Linked DNA regions of Homo sapiens: region 2 is linked to region 1. The links are chromatin contacts, found by Hi-C or POLR2A ChIA-PET in ENCODE. All regions are on one chromosome and are shown on one strand. The core of a region is the stretch at or near the end of the contact, and the rest is flanking DNA. Distances in the headings are between cores, read along the strand shown.

Region 1 (3,304 bases), core at 632-3,131:
TAAAAGTTATTTTATTTTATTTTATTTATTTTTTTGAGACAGGGTCTTGCTCTGTCACTCAGGCTGGAGTGCAGTGGCACTGGATTACAGCTCACTGCAGCTTCGACCTCCCTGGCTGAGGCGATCCTCCTTCTTCAGCCTACCAAGTGGCTGGGACCACAGGTGCACACCACCACACTTGGCTACTTTTTAAATTAGTTTTAGTGACAGGGTCTCCCTATGTTGACCAGGCTGGTCTTGAACTCCTGGACTCAAGTGATCCTCCTGCCTCGGCCTCCCAAAGTGCTGGGATTGTAGCTGTGAGCCACTACACCTGGTGATTATTGTAGCTTTGTAGTAAGTTTTCAAATCAGGAATTGTGAGTCATCCAACTTTGTTCTTCTTTTTGAAGATTTTTTTAACTATCCTGGGTTCCTTGAATTTTCATATGAATTTTCAGAACAGCTTGTAACTTTCTGCAGAGAATTCACCTGGGATTCTGATATGGATTCTGTGAACCCAGAGATCTTTAAGAAGTATTGCCGTCTTAACCATATTAAGTCTCCCAATCCATGAATGTGGATGTCTTTCCATTTATTTAAGTGTTCTTTAATTTCTCCCAACTGTGTTTATAGTTTTCAGTGTACAAGTTTTGCACTTCTTTTGTTAAATTTATTCATAAATTTTCAGTCTTTTAATTTTTTTGAGACAGGGTCTTTCTGTGTTGCCCAGGCTGGAGTGCAGTGGTGCCAACACGGATCACTGCAGCCTTAACCTCCTGGGCTTAAGTGAGCCTCCTGCTTCAGCCTCCTGAGAAGCTAATTATGTATATATTTTTTGTAGAGATAGAGTCTTGCTATATTGCCCAGGCTGGTCTCAAACTCCTGGCCTCAAGCCATCCTCCTGCCTTGGCCTCCCAAAGTGCTGGGAGTCACAGTGCCCGGTCAATATTTTATTCTTTCTGATGCCCTTGTGAACAGAATTTGTTATGGGTTGAACTATATCTCCCCAAAATTCATATGCTGAAGTCTCACTTCCTAGTACTTTAGAATGTGACCCTATTCGGAAATAGGGTAACTACAGATGCAAATAATTGACTTAGAATGAGGTCACCCTGGAACAAGGTGGGCCCTAATCCAATGTAACTGGTGTCCTTATTAAAAGGGAAATTTGGACACAGACACAGGCTCAGGCACACAGGGAGAACTGCATGTGGAGCCTGGGGTTTTGCTGCCGCAAGCCAAGGAGCTATCAGAAATAAGGATAGAGGCTTGGGACAGAGCTTTCCCCTACGGCCTTCTGTGAGGGAACCAACCCTGCATCACCTTGGTTTTGGACCTCTGGCCTCCAGAGCTATGAGACAATATATTTGTAAGCTACCCATAAGCTACCCAATTGGTGGCATTTTGTTATGGTGTCCCTCCAAATTATATTGTTTTCTTAATTTGATTTTCAGTTTGTTCATTGCTAGTGTATAGAATATGACCGATTTTTGCATATTCACCTTGCACCTTACAGCCTTGCTGAACTTGCTATTAGCTGTGAGTGTGTGTGTGTGTGTGTGTTCCTTAGTACTTTTTATATTCAAGATTTCATCATCTGCAAACAGAGAGTTTTACCTCTTCCTTTCCAATCTGGATGCTGTCAAGATTTGCAGTGGAATATGTTCTGGCTTCCTATTTACGCACATCTCTCTGTGGATATTAATTATACTTATTCTAAAGTCTTATTCTGTTTGTTGTATTAGCTCTGGGTCCCTGAATGTGTTTTCCATGAGATGTGTTGGTTTCCTCTTTTGTGCTACTTGTCTGCCTTGGGTGTTTAAATTACAGTGACTCACGACTGGGCTCCTCCTCGCCCTTCCACTTCCTGTTTACCGGTGTGACTGTTCTGTTTCTTCTGCCCAAGGCACATGGGGGCAGGGCAAGCCTTGTGGTCAGTTGTGGGCTCACCTGGAGGAGTTTCCTGGAGTGGGGCCACTCTGCTGCCTGGGGTTGCTCCAGACTCCGCCTGGCCTCTGAAGCCCAAATGCCTACACTTCCACCCTGTCCTGGAGCAAGTGAAGGAGGAGGACAGGTGTTGACTCCCAGGTCCTCTCCAGGGTCTCAAAGCCCTCGGAGCCCAGGCCCCTCTGCTGCTTCCTCCCAGAGCCTGCAGCACAGCCCAGGAGTCTCTTTTCGTTGTTACTGTTTTTGTTTGGAGACAGGGTCTCGCTCTGTCACCCAGGCTGAAGTGCAGTGGTGTGAACACAGCTCACTACAGCCTCGACTCCCCGAGCTCAAGTGATCCTCCTGTCTCAGTTTCCTGTGTAGCTGGGACTACAGGTATGCACCATCACACCAGGCTACTTTTTAATTTTTTGTAGAGACAGAGTCTCCCTATGTTGCCCAGGCTGGTTTCGAACCTCTGGGCTCAAGGGATCCTCCTGGCTCAGCCTCCCATTTGTGGCAATACGGGACTAGAAAACTGATCTCACTGGTCTCCCCCTGTCCTCTGTAAAATGGGTAGAACATTCCTCTCTGAAAGGCCAACATGGGAATGAACACAGGGCATGCTTGGGAGGCACCTGTGCACTGAGGTGCATTCAGGTGTCACAGGGTCTCATCAACTCCCTGTGGCCTGGTTGGTCAGTGCCTGTGCCACAGGCCTGTAGGGTCTGTGGGGACTCACCGGAGCAAAGAAGGCCAAGCACCTCCCCGCTCTGGGTTCCAGAGATTCCAACAAGCTCTGCTGTCTTGCAGGGGGTGCCCGAGTGCGCCTGAGTATGCCACCTTTGCACTCTGGGTACACACGCCAGACACCGACAGGTGCCCTCGCAGACACGTGCACAGACATGCACCCTGTGGAGCAGCCCATAGCACCCCACAGTCCTCGGTGGGGCGGGATTATTCTTTCTCCACATCCGCTTCTGTTTCCTCTTTCCCTGTCCCGCTCCCACTCCCTCTGAAAGAATCCTTTTCTGTCTCCTGTGCCCTCTCCCCAGCTTGACCAGGCCTCAGTTTGCGCTCTTGGCTTCATCACGCGGTGTCAGCTATGCTGCAAGTAGAGTTGGGAGTTCGCTTCAGCATCCACAGCCCCTTGGTGTGGTCCCCTCCACCAAACCAGCCCCAGAGCATGGGGGAGAGGCTCAGCTGCCCCACTGCCCTCAAGGAGGGCTGGCGAGGGTGGGGTCACACAAGGCGTGAAAATTAGGAGCAGTAGCCCAGCTGCAGGATGCTCCCTGAGCAAAGCCACCCTCTGCCCTGGGATGAGGCAGAAGCTTACTCTCCCATCCCTTAGCCCAGGCAGGGGTTTAGGGGCCACCCCCAGGGCCAGCTGTGGCTCC
Region 2 (3,053 bases), core at 458-2,957, 290 kb before region 1:
GGGCCCACTTGAACTTAATGGTTATAAACTGAAAATGAAACCAATCATCCCAGCCATGTGGTTTTCTCAAACAACCTCTGCCGTACAGGCGCAGGCCAGGAACTGGATTCAAGCAGATTTGGGTTTCCATCAAGAGAATAAAACCAAGAAAGACTGGGACAAGAGAGTTAAGGGTAACGGCACATACACAGGACTGGCCATAACCATGCTCCATGGCCTCTTAAATTGAGTGAGGAGAGAAGTGAGCACATGAGGAAGTGAAGGTCAGGGCAAGGGTGGTAAATCTAAATAGGGAAAAGCTCTGTGGTTTTCCAATGAAGAATGAGGAGAGGAGTAAGGTCCAAGGGAGACATTTTGTGTTCCCCAGGCAAAAGGTAAGACAGCATCTCTGAGGAGGAGACCGAAGGGGACGTGGGCCTCTCCAAGCATCGCAGGCTGAAAATAATAGTCCCCCAAATATGTCCATGTCCTAACCCCCAGAAGCTGTGGATGTTAATTTCTATGGCAAGAGGGATTTTTTTTGAAATGTGATTAAATTAAGGATCTTGACGTCAAGAGATTATCCCAGATTAGCCAGCTGGGCCTGATGTAATCACAACAGTCGTTATTAGAAGGACCCACGAGGAGCCAGTGCCTGAGCATGTGATGTGATGATGAAGGCAGAGGTTGCAGTCATGCACTTTGAAGATAAAGGAGCGAGCCATAAGCCAAGGAATGCAAATAGTCACTGGGAACTGGAAAAGGCAAAGAAATATTCTCATCTAGAACCTCCAGGAGGAACTAGCCCCACCAACACTGACTTTATAAAGCCCAGTAAAACTTGATTTCAGACTTGGCACCTCCAGAAGTTTAAGAGAATACATGTTTGTTATACTACTAAGTTTGTGTTAATTTGTTGTGACAGCAATTGGAAACTAATACACCAAGGAAGGGGGAGGATGTAGAAGAGAGGTCCAGGCAACATCTCTTTCCTCTCCAAAATAAATCTGAAAGAAAGGAATTGGGAAAAGACCAAATGGGTAGCTCTGTGTCACTCGGTGAGAAGTGAAATAAACGTAAAATCCTGGTATCAACAACCCTTGTGTGCGTTTAGGAGAGTTCTGACTGCTGGGAGCCACTTGTCTAATTCCCTCACCTCCTGTGTTTGTTCCAAGATCCCCTATTTAAAATTGCAAAGTACACCTCCAGTCCTACACACCCACAAACGCACCTCGCCACACCCCGCCCAGCTCTATGCTTTCAGTACCACCTCATGACACACACGACGCCATATATTTACTATATTTATGGATTGCTTGTTTCCCCAACTAGAATAGGGCAGTGACTTTTGTGCAAGCATCTTGAACAGCTCCTGGTACACAGTTGGCTCTCAATTAATATCTGTTAAATGGATGAACTTCAGAGGTGAGATGGAAGATGCCGAATGGCAAATATTCACTTCAGAATGTTTTGAAAGGTAAAGATGAAATTATGGGTATTTACATCCTTTTCCCCCAATAGTATTTTAACAAATGAAAATCACCTTAACAGGTATTCCTAAAATAATTCTTATTTGTTTGTAATAAAAAACGAGGAGGAGGACTTGAATACACGCGTCGCTGACTCAAAGATGGTCCCCTCCGCCCAAGAATCCCGCTCCGCACAGCGCAGAGTTCAGGGGCCCGCGCCGGAAGTGGGCGTGGTTCGCCCGCGGCTTGCTGGGACTTGTATTTCGGGGCCCTAGGCGCGCGAGCGGTCAGCATCCGGAATCTGGCCCCTGCAGGCGTGGGGTTCCACGTGGGAGGTGAGACTGGCCGGGCTTCCCCAGCCGCTGGCAGAGGCGTTCAGGGGTCAGGAAATGGGTGTGCCGCGGGTAAGGCGCTGGGCCGCCGAGCTGCGGAAGCCGGGAGGGCGGCGATGGTAGGGCACGCGACCAGCGGAGGCGCGGCCCGCGGCGGCACGTGTGTCCCGGCGCCGCATTTCCGAGCTGCTGCGCCCCCGGGGCCGGGCTGCGGCCACACCGAAGCCTGTGGGGCCCTGCAGCTGAGCGGCCGCGCCTCCGATGGCCCCTCCTCCCTCCTGGCCGAGCTCTGGCCTGGGCCGGCTGGGGGCTTCGTGGTTGGCCACGCCGGCCTTTTCCTCGCCTGTGACGGGCGTTATTGCAGGGGGGTTTTCGGTGGACGTTAGGCGACGGACGGGGGCTCCTGTAAGAGACTGAGGTTTCTGTCCGCAGCACTGCCTTCGCTGAAAAGAGCTTGCATCTGAGCCCCCGCACCGCAGGAACGAGCCAGGCTCCTGAGAATGAGGTCGGGGAAGGCGTCTTGGGCAACCGAAATCCATCCCGAGAAGCTTCTCCTCTTAACTAGAACTTTAGGACAGAGATCGGGAAAGTCAGAGGAAATGGGCACGGCTTCGAGCTGCCGGCGGCTGCGGAATTTACCTAGCCTCTTGGTTTTGGGGGGAAAACTTGGCTTGTTTAATCGAAAGCCCTGTGGAGAGAGATGAAGGTGGTGACAGAAAATGCTTCACCTCTCACCTGATGGAGGGAGTGTGGGTGGAAGTGACTGAAGAAGCGTCAGAGGCAGGAGCGGAGTAACTTTTTCCCCGCAGTCTTGCTGGACTTGATTTTCATGGCTTTTTCTCTTTCCCTAACTCTGCCTTTCCAGGAATCCATCCCCTCTGGGAGTAAGAAATGACCAGGGTCCGGGTGAGTTGGCGTTCCATTTCTCCTAAAATGCCATCTCCCTGAAATGTCCCTGTGCCATGTGTTGTTTTCTTTATTGTCAGGCCCCCAGTACGGTATTTTATAGCTATGGATGTAGGGACATTAAGATACTAAGGACATGTAGCTAGCAGATGATGTCACCAGGGTCTGCACAGAGAGTTTTCACTGGCCCATCCTGCCTCCAAGAATTTATTCCACTCCTCAGAGCAGTGGGCTGTGCCCTCCTGGGGAGCCTCTCAAAGCCTGCCTTTTCCTGCCAGACATTTCACTCACATTGAAAGTCATTCCAAGCTATTCCATACTCATCCCAGTGCTAAGTGGTCTCAGCAAAACAGATAGAATGATAAAC

Evidence for each region. Hi-C counts contacts between places; a loop is a spot of excess contacts on that map. ChIA-PET counts read pairs that join two places held with the same protein, here RNA polymerase II (POLR2A). Pooled maps may share reads with other maps.
Region 2: a pooled map shows a loop between it and region 1 (2.1-fold over the local background). The contact joins the promoter of ZNF239 here to the enhancer-like site in region 1. A Hi-C loop is called at or near these places in 1 of 168 maps with a recorded cell type or tissue (naive thymus-derived CD4-positive, alpha-beta T cell) and 5 of 50 pooled maps. POLR2A ChIA-PET finds 5 or more read pairs at or near these places in 2 of 52 experiments (CD8-positive, alpha-beta T cell and OCI-LY7).

What each region holds. Positions count from the first base shown.
Region 1 is chr10:43,286,053-43,289,356 of GRCh38, reverse strand. No RefSeq gene overlaps it. Among named protein-coding and RNA genes, the nearest start is that of RASGEF1A, 21 kb to the right of the region's middle. RefSeq lists an enhancer at 3,015-3,304. Within about 2 kb of position 1,881, at least 14 of the 41 ENCODE cell types and tissues checked have a DNase peak (open chromatin) inside an H3K27ac peak, as active enhancers do; they include CD8-positive, alpha-beta T cell, where a contact is called at or near this core.
Region 2 is chr10:43,573,270-43,576,322 of GRCh38, reverse strand. It overlaps ZNF239 (zinc finger protein 239), which reads left to right and starts at 1,707. Exons shown (of 4, transcript NM_001099282.2): 1 at 1,707-1,783; 2 at 2,646-2,686. RefSeq lists a silencer at 1,925-1,984.